Linked DNA regions of Homo sapiens: region 1 is linked to region 2. The links are chromatin contacts, found by Hi-C or POLR2A ChIA-PET in ENCODE. All regions are on one chromosome and are shown on one strand. The core of a region is the stretch at or near the end of the contact, and the rest is flanking DNA. Distances in the headings are between cores, read along the strand shown. Region 1 has its middle 57 kb from the start of PRDM1. Region 2 has its middle 43 kb from the start of LINC02836.

The links. Hi-C counts contacts between places; a loop is a spot of excess contacts on that map. ChIA-PET counts read pairs that join two places held with the same protein, here RNA polymerase II (POLR2A). Pooled maps may share reads with other maps.
Region 1: a pooled map shows a loop between it and region 2 (2.3-fold over the local background). The contact joins two enhancer-like sites. A Hi-C loop is called at or near these places in 2 of 50 pooled maps. POLR2A ChIA-PET finds 5 or more read pairs at or near these places in 2 of 52 experiments (GM10248 and GM12878).

What each region holds. Positions count from the first base shown.
Region 1 is chr6:106,139,460-106,146,868 of GRCh38, reverse strand. No RefSeq gene overlaps it. Among named protein-coding and RNA genes, the nearest start is that of PRDM1, 57 kb to the right of the region's middle. RefSeq lists a silencer at 3,001-3,295 and an enhancer at 5,041-5,090. Within about 2 kb of position 5,353, at least 6 of the 41 ENCODE cell types and tissues checked have a DNase peak (open chromatin) inside an H3K27ac peak, as active enhancers do.
Region 2 is chr6:105,585,976-105,593,062 of GRCh38, reverse strand. No RefSeq gene overlaps it. Among named protein-coding and RNA genes, the nearest start is that of LINC02836, 43 kb to the left of the region's middle. RefSeq lists an enhancer at 1,968-2,017. Within about 2 kb of position 1,867, at least 3 of the 41 ENCODE cell types and tissues checked have a DNase peak (open chromatin) inside an H3K27ac peak, as active enhancers do.

The DNA of each region.
Region 1 (7,409 bases), core at 4,104-6,603, 550 kb before region 2:
CCATGTAACTAGGTAGTGACAATCAGTATGTCCAGTTTCATTTAATACACTTGTTTGTGGGCTCTGCTACCTCACCTAGGCCAAATTGCTTAGTTGTATTGTATCCTGCCATTTTAAAGCTTGGGAGACAGGCGAAGGAGGGAAAGCTCACCTCAGTTGACCAATCGCCATCTCCATCAGCATCAGCATCAGCATCAACATCACTAGTGAGTGTCCAGGAGACATCGTGTGTTTAACCCTTTGCAGTGAATTTAATCTCTATGTATCCAGTGCAAGTTAGACAAACAGTTCCAACAGGTTTGGATCTCAGCCGTGTGCAGAACCCTATAGTTTAGAAAAACAGCACCAAAAATACACCAGCATTCCAAAGAGCAGGGGAATTTATCTTCTACCATGGTTTGAAGCCAGCTGTTCAGGGCACAGTTGCAACCAATGTCCTATATTACTTTTCTAGGCAGGGACCAGAGCAGTCAGTTTTTACGGGAATGCTAAGCCCCCTGTAAGGCAGCATCCTTACCCACTCAGAATGGAAGCCAGCTCTCCAAAGGTTGACCAGGTCCCTGCCTGTGTGCCTGACATCCTTTCTCAAGGAACATGCACACCCATGTCTATTGGCACGGACTTGTAACTATCTCCTTCCGAATTTGGTCCTTGATGTTAATACTGACTCCCCTCCCCACACACCCCAGCCTTCACTTTCCCCCAGCTCTGCAATCCCCGGGCAGACAGGCAGGTCCCACCGGGCTCTTTTGTCTGCTCAGCACAGCAGGCAGACGTCGGGGTGGTGGTGCATGCTAGTTAACTAATTAATGATTGTAAAGCACTTTGAAAACATAAAGAACCAGATAAATGCCAAGTATTATTGTTATTAATGATGAGGAGGCTGTTTAGTCATCCTCAGCCCTGAACTCGGCTCACTGCTCCCACTGTGGCTGCAGGCTGATTTGAGAACCAGGATGAGAACTCCCCTCCTCCCTGCAGGCGCTGTTTCACACTGAGTCAGTGACCAAGGTGAAGGGCCAGGAAACCTTCTCTCCTCATCTCCCACCTGCTGTCAAAGCACTGCCTACTTTGTGGCTGTAAGGCTAACATTTACCGAAAGCCAGGGTTTGAAACTGCCTCTCTATTTCCCATTCACCTGTTTAGTAAGTTCACTGATGTTTACTTGAGTGCTCGCTGATGGTGATAAGACTGCCATCTCTGTCTGAGGACAGCATGCAACCTGAAATGAAGCCCCACTTTTCATTTAGTAAAATTCCATGAGGATGGATTCACTTCTGCAAGGATCTCTTTTACATGTTTTGGGGGCTTGATATTTTCTTATAGATGCCTCTATGTATATTTGTTCCTTTGATATAGCAACTCTGTCAGCTGGGGAAGGCAGATGTTATTTTCCCCATTTTGCAGATGGGAAACCTGAGGGTCAGGGACATGATGAGCCTTGTATAAGGCCCCAGGGGCTCTAGAATCTAGTGGCAAGGCCAGAGTTCACTCCAGCTCGCCCGAGCCCCGGGCTGAACAGTGCCCTCTGACATATGAGGTGACTGCAACAGACTCCAGACACCTGGCAGGATGTGCAAAGATACGTTAAACAGCTTCTTAATATGTTCTAGCAAAGCAGACACTTTCAGAAACCCCATGGTCTCTGCATGGACATCTGACCTGAAGCTCCTTTAGCCACTGGCTAGCATTGAGGAGTTCTCCATGTCTTGTTTCAGGCTTGTTATCCTGGAATCTGACACTCTCTCAAATGCTTGGGCCGATAAGACCCTAGAATCCGTCTGTGTAATATCCCCCCTCCACAGATGATGAAACTGTGGGCCAGAAAAGTCCAATTACTGGTCATTGATGCCAGAGCCAGTAAAGGGGTGAGGCTTGCTGCATGCTTCTCCCACCCTCCTGCAGGGCTTCTGGCTCAACAGCCAGCCACCATTCAGCCTCTGGATCTCTACTGCTAGATGGGAAGGTTCCAGGGGGTTTCACGTCTTTTGTGCTTTTCTGTATTTTCCAAATTTTCTTCATTGAATGTTTTCCAAATTTTCTTCTGAAATAAATTATAGAAGGAATCAGAAAACGGGTCCGGGTGCAGTGGCTCACGCCTGTAATCCTAGCACTTTGGGAGGCCGAGGCAGGGAGATCACCTGAGGTCAGGAGCTTGAGACCAGCCTGGCCACCATGGCAAAACCTCATCTCTACTAAAAATACGAAAATTTTCTGGGCGTGGTGGCAAACACCTGTAATCTCAGCTACTCGGGAGGCTGAGGCAGGAGAATCACTTGAACCCAGGAGGCAGAGGTTGCAGTGAGCTGAGATCACGCCACTGCACTCCAGCCTGGGCAACAGACCCTGTCTCAAAAAAAAAAAGAAGTAATCAGAAAATAAATCATTATTATATATATATATATATATATATATACACACACACACACACACAGAGAGCTATCTACCAATCTGCCTATCTGAGGCTCACATGTACATATAACATGTGAGCATTTATATAAGTATGGGGCACTGCATTTCTCTTCCCAAAACTCTCTCTTGGATCGATAGTCTTTCACTGGGGACTCACTTGAAGGTTTAGACATTGCTGGTTGTCTTCTCCCATTTTAGTCCCCAAAAAGGAATATTTCAACAGATCTACAATTTTGTTCTAGGTCTAAACCCCTAAGAGTGAAGCTGTGGGGCCTGGGGGTGGGAGGGATGGTTGGCCTGAGCCTACAGCCAGGGGGATGGGAGGGTGGGGGAACAGCCTCTCTTGGTGGGGGACCACTGCTGCTGTGAGGACAACCTTCATTGCCTCAGAACCCATTTCAAGGGCTTCTCAGTGACCATGAAATCTTGCCGTGTCCCTGCTAACACCACACACTGTGCATTCTTTTGACTAAGATCTGCGGCCTAGTGCTGTGGCCTAGGTGCTGTGAGATTTCTTTTTTTAAGTAGTAAGTTTATGGTGTGGTTACATTTGAAAATTGCAGCTTCAAAATACATCAAAGTTCAAACGCGCATCCACAATGCTACCGTGGCCTGGAGTGGAACCCTGCAGCAGAGCAGCCCCAGGCACGGCCCCGCGTTCCGCCCTCTCTTACCCCTCCCAGGCAGTTCAGAGCAGCCCCTGGGGCTCCCACTGCTGCGCTGGCACAGTGGGGCCACCGCCCGGCTCACAGGGGCAAGGTGAGGTAGCAGAGCCAGGAAATTTGATTCTTTTCACTTTCTTGTGAGGAGATACTTTATTCCTGAAGAATTCTAGGGTGTAGAGAAAGCAGAGGAAAGACAGCATCCGGGGTGAAATACCACCAGCCAGGCGGACCCAGCCAGATGTGCCAGACCCACTGGTCGAGGGGAAAGTGAACCGGGTGTGCTCCAGCACAGCCAAAACCCTCTTTGGGGTTTTCTGGCATGGGGATAGCATAATTCACATGGCGCAGCGATTTAAAAAAGAAAAGAAAATTAGCCTCCCCAGACTAGAATCCTCACCTGTCACCTACCTCCCACTCTGCCTTTCTCAGCATAGCTAATGTGAATTGTGTGCTTTCTGTGCCAGGCCCTATTACATACAGTCTCTCATTTCACTCTTATATCCACATAGGAGCTCAATTTTACAGAAGAGGAAACTAAGGCACAGAGAGGTTAAGTGGCTTGTCCAAGGACACACAGCTAGAGCACGATAGGCCTGGGATTTGAATGGTCTTCCTGGCTCCAAAGCTCATGCTTCCCACCTCTGGTATTTAGGGACCATAATCCCATTGGAATCTCTCTAATGGCATCAACCCTCTCAGTCAGTCAGAGGGCCAAATGGAAACAGAAAATATTTCAGGATCTCTTGTAAGCCTGAAAGAATTGCTTAAGAGATGTTAGGAAGGCAGGAGTGCTGGTGCTGCTTTTCTGCATTTTGAGTTCTGGTTGGGCATTTGTTGCCAGGGACAGTCCCCTTGGTGCAAGAAAGGAAGCACCCAGAGGAGATTTGCTGCTGGAAGGGCAGGATGTATGTGCGTGTCTGTGTGTGACCCTGCCACCCCCAGCTCAGGATGGAGAAAGCCAGGGATTCTTAGCAGGCAGAGAGACTGGTTTAGTTGCTTTAGCTGCCCGTAATTTGAACTCCTCAACACCATTTCCACTTCCATCCAAATCCACTTACACATGCTGCTTGAGTCCTTCTAACTTTATAAGCATAAAGGCATAGATGCTGGAACAAAAGGCTTTCTGCAACCCTTCCCACCCACAGGAAAGGTCTGGTGTGGGCAATTGTGCCTTTGTTTGGCTTCACCTTGCTGTGCCTCCAAGGACCCCACCAACTACGCATTGAACTTGCACTTCCTATTCACAGAGAGTGCAGCTCTCAGTAATCCACATTAAGGCTTTTGGACTCAGTTCTGCATATTGTTCCTATTTTACATCCTACCTCATCAACGTGAGGCCATTCCTCTCCCCTGAGGAGTGACTTTGGAAGAGTGTGACTGGCAGGGAAGCTGAGAGCTGAAGAGTCATGCCCAGGATGGAACTTAGCTATAGAAAGCCTTTCATCTGGCCGTCTCTCAAAGCCCTGAGGGCTATAATTAATCCTCACAACACCTCTGCCTGGTAGGTAAGTGTGATCGCCTCATTTTTATAGATTGGACAGGGAGGCATGGTACTATTAAGTGACTTTCTTCAAGGCAGCACCTCCCTCAAAGAGCTGGGACTTGATCATGGGGTGATTCTACTTCTGAAGTGGGGGGAAGAGCAGACAGTGATACCAGGCTGAGTGAGCAGGTCAGGCCCTTGTCACCTGACCACCCTTCCCTCCTCAGTACACCAGCACACCCTAAATGTGGCTACTAGTAGGGGGTTTCAAAAGCGTCTCAAAGACTTAAGAAGTCAAAGGGAGGGTGAGGAGTAGAAGAGAAAGAGAATGAAAAGCAATAAATAGCCCAGGCAGAGGTTAGAGGTTCTCTCTGACTTCCTGTAAAGTATAATCCGACCAGCCACATGTGAGAGAAACCAAATGTCATGCAAAGCAGTGAAATTGTCACCCTCAGGATGCGGGGCGGGGGGCCCCTGAGACGAAAGGTCAGAATAATCCCTTCTCTAGCAAAGCTGAAGTCCCAGCACTATTTTTAGAAGCTCCTAGAATTTGCAACCTATTTTTAGGAACTCCTAGAATTTGCCACCTGCTAAGATATAAGAAGAGCCAAAGAATTAGAGTTCATCACCCTGGAGTGTACAGTCAGCTCTCTCCACCTTAGCCGATGGGCTTCTGAGAAGGGTACGTAGAACAGATGTTAGTTAAGTGAATCACCTTGAACACACTCCCAATGGTTAAAGGACTTGGGTGGAGAGCCAAGGTGAAGAGCCAGTCATCGCCCTGCCTGTGCAGCTTAAGTTTAGTCTAGTGGTTAGGAGTAGAGCCTTTGAAGTCATGCAGACCCGAGCTCTGACCTCAGCCCCACCTCCCACCGTAGCCATGTTGCCTGGAAAAGTGGCTTGACCTCTTTGAGCCTTAGTTTCTTCATCCATTAATTAGGGCTTGCCATGCCCTCCCTCTCAGGGTGATTGTAAGAGTTCCTTATGATCATACTAGTTCCTGGTAAGCATTCAATGAACAGCAGCTATTATTACACTCTTAAGTTTTATGTGTTGTTTTTTTTTCTTTATTAAAAGGATATCTTTTTTATTTATTTATTTTTTTGAGACAGAGTCTCGCTCTGTTGCCCAGGCTGGAGTGTGGCACAATCTCGGCTCACTGCAACTCCGCCTCCCTGGTTCCAGCGACTCTCCTGCCTCAGCCTCCCAAGTAGCTGGGACTACAAGCACATGCCACTACACCTGGCTAATTTTTGTATTTTTTAGTAGAGACAGGGTTTCACCATATTGGCCAGGCTGGTCTTGAACTCCGGACCTTGTGATCGACCTCCCAAAGTGCTGGGATTACAGGCGTGAGCCACCGCACCCTGCCAAAAGTGTATCTTTCCTAGCTGACTGAAGTGATGATTGGAGAACTCAATTTCCCTAGGATTCTAAAACATACCATTCCTCTGAGCTGGTTTAGAGCGCCCTCTAAATCCAAATCTATGAAACACGATTGATTTTGCTTGGCCTAGAAGTGCCCTTGCTCATGTCCCTGGGGAAAAGCACAGATCAAGATGGCAGCCTACATTGTTTCTGGGCTGATCCAGACAGTCACTGAGCTGAGCCCACTCCCTTGGTTTCTCAAGAGGACCAGCACTATTTGTCTCATAATAGAAGTTCTGAAGTAATGGTTGAACATTTTTCAGTTACCCCCTTGAGAATTTGATAAATATTATAGCTCTCTCTCTCTCTCAAAAAATGCCTGTGTACACAAAGTTTGTGCCGTTGCTTCTCATTATTCGTGGTGGTTATTCTATAAACTCACTTGGGACACTGAATTAACAAATTCTGAACCATCACTCCAGGGAAACATATGGTTAAGTTCCTGAGAGCCCTGGTCACAACATTTTCATCAACTGATCAATATATAACCTTGTGCCATGTGTGTTTCTGTTTAAAGATCCCTAATTTTATACATATTGTTGATTTTGTTAACATAGAACTCACAGCCAACAGCACCATTCATGCCCGAAGGAAGCTTATCTAGCCCATGGATTTTCTCCACAAGGTATATCACAGCCTTCTTGCACTTAGGAACATGAGATGCACCTCCGCACTACACTCGGAGGTCATTGTAAATGGTGAAATCACTAACAAAATACATAAAGAGGAAAAAAACATGGCTTTGAATAGACTGCGGAAAGTCACTTGTTTACAGCATGAGTGCTGCGACAAGAAGGCAAAGTGTCACCTTGTTCAACCTCAGCTGGGAATGTGCATATTAGGTGACTCGAATGTGCTGCTCTGCATCTGTGCATGTCTGCAGATGACTGCAAATGCTTCATGAGTGTTGATTTGGGGGTTATAAAGTTTAGTGAGTAGATAAATTTGCAAATACAAAATCTGCAAATAATGAGAGTTGACTGTATATAGTTTGGGTATTCGAAGCCCATGAAAGCCAATTCTATGGGAGTTGGGACAAAGGGAAGCATTTTATTTTTTGCAACCCATGGGAACCTATTTAAAGTAGGAACGAGTAGATGTCTTTCTGTAAAGGTATAGGCATCCTTTACCAGGCATTTCTATTCTTTTTTTTTCCCCTGATATTTTATACCTCTGAATTTTTCTCAAGACCTGGTAATTAAAATCAGGCATCTGAAAAAAGAAACATATTATTATAAAAACTAAGAATATTTGGTGCTTTCTTACATTTATTATTATTGGACTTAGCAGTAAAAATGTTTTTCTTAAGCAAGCCTGATTATCACTCGTGAAAAATATGCATATATAGGCTGGGCACGGTGGCTCACACCTGTAATCCCAGCACTTAGGGAGGCCGAGGGGGGGGCGGATCAAGAGGTCAG
Region 2 (7,087 bases), core at 618-3,117:
TATCAGAACACAGATGCAGTGAGAAAGACCCAGAATAAGCTTGCCCACTGCTGAGGGGAGAGAGACCCACTGCAGATTTCCACCTAACTGAAGACAGAGCAGATAGCAAAGCCACCAAGAGCACTACCTCTGGAATACACAGATCTGGGTTTGAGTCCCAGTTTCAACATTTTCTAGCATGTTAATCCTGCAAAGCCTCAGATTCCACTTCTATAAAATGGGAATCATAATATGACTCATGGCCTTGTTTGGAGGTTTAGTTCAGACAATATACGTGAAATGCCCAGCAAGGTGCCTGCTATACACACTGAATGTTCAATAAGTGGGAATTATGATTATTAGATGCAGAAAGAGCATCCAGGGGATAGGTAGAGGTTTAGGGAGGCAGACAGTGGCACACAACCCAACACAAAGTACTAGGCATGAGAAACAGAGGGAGGCGGTTCTCCACTCACCGGGAGGACAACCAAGTGGCCAGGAGGAATCCTGGGAACAGGCAGGTTACTGGGAGTGACTCAGGCATCCCTGGGTAGGGGCCAGGTCTTACAAGGCAGAAACCCATAAATCAAGAAGTTGAGATCTTGGCCAGATGAGTTTTAGGGATGCCTTAATACTGAGTTCTTTCTGAGTCAGGCCAGGTTTGGTTTCAAGACTAGGAAGGGCTGGTAGGTCTCAGTAGTCAGCTGTGTAGCCCCTTTTCTTATAAGTCTAACAGAACTATTTCTTTATTGCACATGGTAAACATGCAAACAGGAAATTATCCTAAAAGGAATCACTGAGAGATGGCAGTTCAAATTTTCTCCAAGGTAGTTGTGTTTGAAAAAGACTCTTTCCTCAGACCTAATGTTCTTAGGTATTAATATCCTGCTCTACCTAACAACATCCAGGACTTTCTTTCCTTTGTATCTTGTTTGCCTGAGCAACACTCTGCAAACCTTCCTTCTGGATCTGCCTGCTGGTTTTACCCCCCAGTCCAAGAGTTTAAGGCTGTTCCCTTACATTAGATTTAATTCAATTACTCTTTTTTTCTGATTCGGAAACATCAATATAAAAAACTAATATAATTTATGTCTCTTCAAGTGTAATTATTTCTATTAATGTGATGGAGAAGCAACATCTTTTTAAAATACACATATTTAGTATACCGAGTTTTCAAGAGCTTAGTTTTGGTGGCAAATAAATGAATACCAAGTCATAATGTATATTTTTTAAATTTGATATGTGTGTAGCTACATCAAAACAATATTTGATTAAACTATACTCTGGAATATAAACTGACTTGTGGTGAGTTAATATATTAATGAGGTGTTTTGAAGACTTCTTATGCCATATAGATGTTGTATTAGTTGATTCCTGATTGTCTTGAATTTTGCAACAGGCATCTAATCTGTTGGTGGTTGTTGTTGTTGTTTTATAGCCTCCAAAAAACCTCTTCTACCAGGCCCTTCCTGGACACATTGGTCACTCCATAAATACTGTGGATAGATTAGCAAAACTTGAACTGTATATCCATAATGATTCACTTTTTTATTTTGCATCAATTTACTGGCAAAATTTGAGGGATTATCAACTTGGCTTTTACAAATAACAGGGAATAGCCAAGTTGATAGGGGAAGTGCTGAAAAATCCATGAAACAGACCGGGACTAGGTAAGGGCAGAGAAGGAATGAGGGATTTTGCTGGCCCAAAAGGCTCAGGTGTTTCTCTACAACTGCATATGGGGCAGACAAGTTGTCCAGGCACTCAATAGCTGTCATCTACAGACTTAAGAGTAGAAAGTTTGTTTTCAGGAAGTGGCTAGTGGAATTTCCCAACTGCAGACAGATAATCTAGAAGGTGGGGCAACTGAAGAGTTGCTAATAGCCTCTGACTATGTTAGGGAGTGTCTATAAATCAGGCCATTCTTCAGAAGGGGGCATTGGGGGCGGGTCCTAAGTAGCATCTCAGGATTGCTGAGAGATTCACAAGGCTGGAGGGAGACTAGAGATACCTACAAAAGAAACTTTAGTTCTTAAAACCCACCACCCTTTCTCCCTTTCATGCTGGGATAAAGGGAGAAAGAAATGACCCAAAGACAAAAAGAATGCAATTCAAGAACAGGTTGATGGCATCTACAAAATGGAAAGAAGAGATAGCTTCTTCTAGCATCTCTTTATTCTAATCTTTTTTAATGCCTCCACTATTTATTTATTTATTTATTTTATTTTTTTTGAGACAGAGTCTCACTCTGTTGTCCAGGCTGGAGTGCAGTGGCACGATCTCAGCTCACCGTAACCTCCGCCTCCTGGGTTCAAGCGACTCTCCCGCCTCAACCTCCCAAGTAGCTGGGATTACAGGCATGTGCCCATGCTTGGCTAATTTTTGTATTTCTAGTAGAGACGGGGTTTCACCATGTTTGGCCAGGCTGGTCTTGAATTCCGCACCTCAGGTGATCTGCCTGCCTCAGCCTCCCAAAGTGCTGGGGTTACAGGCATAAGCCACCATGCCCGGCCTATGCCTCCTCTTCTTATGCTTGGAAGTGAAGGTGAGCACATTTTAAACCCTTGGTACACCTTATTTGTTGAACTTACTGCTGATGCTCCAGGGTTCCTGAATCCCCAACTTTCCCAGCACCAGCTGCTGAACTCTCCAGGGCTTCTGCGCACAAAGCCTGTTCCCAGGAAGTGGGAGAGCCCTCTCCTTGGAAGAGAAGCCTCCCAGTACTGGCCAGAGGGGAATTTTGAATACTGAAGTAGACAAAACCAAATGAATGACATGCTTTCTCAAAGAATGAAGAAAAATAAAATAGAAAATAAAAAAGTGTCTGTTCCTTTTCTCCTCTAAATGAAACTGTAATTAAACTATTTCTGGGATGTTGAGGTTTTATTCCACTGCTCTTTCCCCTATTCTGTACTCGTACAAGTCAAGGCGGTATGAAATTTACCCATAGAACAAGCTTCACAAAGTGAAAAGATGTGTTAGGATTCCACTACCGGATAAATTCCCCCTACAGGCCCTGAAATCTGCATACTTGCAGCCTAAATGACATTGGAATGGGAGATCTTTGAATATTGATTTCTAGCTCCTAAGGGTATCAGACCTTCCAAAAAATATCTCCCAGGTGAATCATCTTAGTGGACTTTTGCCCTTGACACTGAATTTTCTCCTGCTCCTTTCCCTCCCACAAATATAATCCCATCAAAGAGGGAATTGTTTTATTCCACAGAAGAGACCTAAAATAAATGAGACTTTCTTGGGAAACTCATTTGTGTAGATAGGCGGCCTCCTAGGAGGCTGACCCTTGCTTTCTTTGGCTCTCAGCCTCCTCTTGGCATTTTCAGGGCAGGTTCCTTGACTGTCCCTTTGACCCCAGTAAGGTCAGGCCAGCATATGTTTAAGAGACACGTGTCACTTCTCCCACTGAGTAGCCCAACATAATTCCTATTTCATGCTTTGCTCTGAGTTTACCTTATCTCATCTTTCCTCCTTCTGTTTTTTCTAATCCTACAAGCTTTATTCTTGATATCCCAGCTTTTCCATCTCTCTCTTCTAATCACCCCCAACCCATATTTCATACATCAGTAAATCCCTCCATATATTGGACTGGTGCAAAAGTAGTTGCTGGTTTTGTCGTTAAAAGTAATGGTGTATGTAATCCCAACTTCTCGGGAGGCTGAGGCAGGAGAATCGCTTGAACCTGGGAGGCGGAGGTTGTGCTGAGCCGAGATCGTGCCATTGCACTCCAGCCTGGGCAACAAGAGCAAAACTCCATCTCAAAAAATAAAAATAAATAAATATAAATAAAAAAAGTAATGGTGTAAAAGGTGTAATTCAGTAGCCACTGATAACAAACCACTTAAACCTTCTTCCCTCATTTTCCCCAGGAGACAACTGAATCAAAGAACCATCATGGGCTTTGCTTTACAGGAACCAGAAATCCCAAACCTACCTGCTTCAAAAATGTTAAAATGAGATTGAACCATATAAGGGTTCAAAAGGATCACTCTCTCTAGCTGAGACAATGATTTATTTTCTCCTCACTTATGAGATTATATCTACTTAAAAAAAAAACTTCCAGCCATCTCACCAGATGACTCACTAGTATATTATAAGATATATGAGAACCCCTATATCCTCAACATTCATCAAGGTTTGTACCATATAGAAAATCCTCAGTCTCCCAAGTTAAACCAAAGAGAGAGAAGTTTATTTTATCTGCATCTGTTCCTCTAATCTGTTCAACCAAGTTCATCCTTGAGCTATTATGTATACTGAGGAACTTTATTTTGTCTTCCATCTATTTAGCAATGCATTCTACCTCCCATGAACATAACATTTTTGCTTCCATTGTAACCCTTGATTGGAAACTTTCTATCCCCTGGAGAGAATGGAGAAATAATTGAGCCAATCTTGGCCAGTCTTATAAAAATTCACAGATGCTGCTTTGAATAGAATTGTTCATAATGGTTCAAAAGAGGCTTTCTGCTGTAACTTTCATCTCAACATATGAGGTGGGTGGTGGGGAGAGAGGAAATGGATCAGTGGCCAAAATCAAGGTTGATCCTGGCTCTAACCCAAGCCCCACCCACAAACACCATCTAAAGCAAGACCATTTGTCAGCACTTCATTCACAAGCATCATTATCAAAATTCCACAATTCGCTGGTGGTATCAAAGGTTTGTTTTAATGGAAATGATTTATATGGCATCTTCTCTGTGAAGAGTCAGGAAGGTCCATTTGGAATCTCGACTTTGAACACGGTGGTCTGAGGACAGTTACATGCTGTGGAGTCAAAAGCCTGCTGCAGACTGCGCTGAAATGGATGCTACAGATGTCACCCAGAACCCAGTGAAATGAAGAACTTCAACGAGCTAGGAAAGAAAGTGAAGAGGAACGTTTTCCTTCTGACATTTCTCTAACAACTGTGTCTAACCTGAAAATGTGGCTCCAATCCTTTTCAAAACTATTATTTTCTTTACAGCAAAGTTCTAAAAACTTGGTTTCTTTTGATTTCTCCCCCTGGCAGGAAAATGACACATTTGGGGCCAAGGCATGAAAGCGTGGCCTCTTGGGAGAAGGGGGAGGGCTATTGCTTTCGAGCCCGCAAACAGTTGCAGGTGCAAAAAATGTGCACACAAAAGGGGAGGTCTGGTAGGGGCCCCTTTTCAAATGTAACCTTTTAAGTTCAATACATCTCTTTGCTCTTCCTTTTGTGAGCTGCGTGCTTCCCTCCCACGCTCTAATGCACATCCCGGTCTTCAATGTGGCCTCCAGAAGGAATCTTCATGTTTGTTGTGAAGTTTTCCGTAATTACATAATCGTTGAAGTCTGTGAGTTCGTGTTGAGGTGGCTGAAAAATGCGAGCTTGAGGATTACAGTAACATAATTAGATCGCTTCCTGTAAGAACCCAGCGACTTTTCCCTGGGTCCGTCTTCGATTGGCTGCCCTCCGAGGCCTTCCTCCTCCCGAGTGAATCACAGCCCGCTCAGTGGGCATTTCTGCCGGCCAACCGCTCCAAGGTGTTTCGCGGCATCTGTTTGTGTTGTGGGTGAATTCTACAAACACACTCTGTTGATTTGATTATGAAGGAAGGAGCAACAAAGCCAGAGGGCTGTGGTTTCTTGAATGCCTTTGTGTCTATGTGGTGACAGAACCAGTGCTTAGTTTGTCTGGGCCACGGTACCTTGACTCATCCGGTGGTGTCTAGAAGCCTTGATTCCTTGCCTTGGGGTATAAGGGGAAAGAAGGAAAGAACACAGCTGAGTTTTAGGTTTTTAATAGAATTTGATATCTGACATGCATCACTTATGAATTTTTTCTAAGTCAGCTGGATAGTGAAGATTATATATTAAAAACAAACAAAACCAGAAATAGCTTTTTATTACCCACAGTATCATCCCCTTAGAATACACTTTCCCAGCACCCAGCGATCCTTAGAAATAATTATCCATGTGATCTCTAAACCCTTTCTTGCTCTCCTTTGTTCAGTTCTCTGGGTGTGTTTGCTGCTTAGTTTAATCCTGGCTCATGCACAGACCCTAGTTTTTTTTTTTTTTTTTTTTTTTTTAAGCATAGGTGAAGATGTGACAACAGCTGATTATCTTCTAAATAAAAGTGACTTCACCACATAGGAAAGCTTTGCACAGCTATCTTGTTATTTAGCTGGTTTCCATGAAACTTCTGTTGTCCGTCGATAGTCCAGGCCAAGGGAGTAGCTGTGAAATAAGAATGTCTTCAGGGTTATAGGAGGGAAATCTCCCCACTTTATTTGGTTTTGTAATAAAGAACAGGAATCTGAGATTCTATCATTGATGCCAGAATATAACATCTGATTTTTTTTTAAGTGAAAAGACAGGTGGGTCTCAAGTGAAAAGAGTATACATCTAGGCTGGGCGCAGTGGCTCATTCCTGTAATCCCAGCACTTTGGGAGGCTGAGGCGGGCAGATGGCTTGATCCCAGGAGTTGGAGACCGGCCTGGGCAACATAGCGAAACCCAGTCTACAAAAAACACAAAAATTAGCCAGACTTGGTGGCACACTTCTGTAGTCCCAGCTACTTGGGAGGTTGAGGTAGGAGAATCACCTGAACCTGGGAAGTCAAGGTTGCAGTGAGCTGAAATCATGCCACTGTACTCCAGCCTGTATGACAGAGCAAGCAGAGTGAGGCCCTGCCTCTCTCTCTTTCTCTCGCTCTCTCACAGCCACACACACACACACACACACACACACACACACACACACGTATACATCTAATTTGGGAGAGTGTCAGGACTGGTTCAATTGCCAGTTACTACATTTAGCAAGCACAGAACCCTTCTTTGGAGCAGAGAGTTGATCAGAGTTCGTGGATCCTCAAGTAAAAATGTCCTGGAAGTCCCTCTTCATTCTCCTGCTCTGAGAGACTCCTTTGCCCCGCTCTCTGGAATCCCTCATTGTTGGACATCAAACTGCCCATTTATTCTGTTGGGTTTGCTCCCACAGTTATTCTAGCTTCATAAATACTATGTGCATCAGGAAGTGATTTATCTTTTTCTCTGCTTCCAAAGAGTTTAAACAACATTACTCAATTTTTTTTCTTTTTTTTTGAGATGGACTGTTGCTCCATTG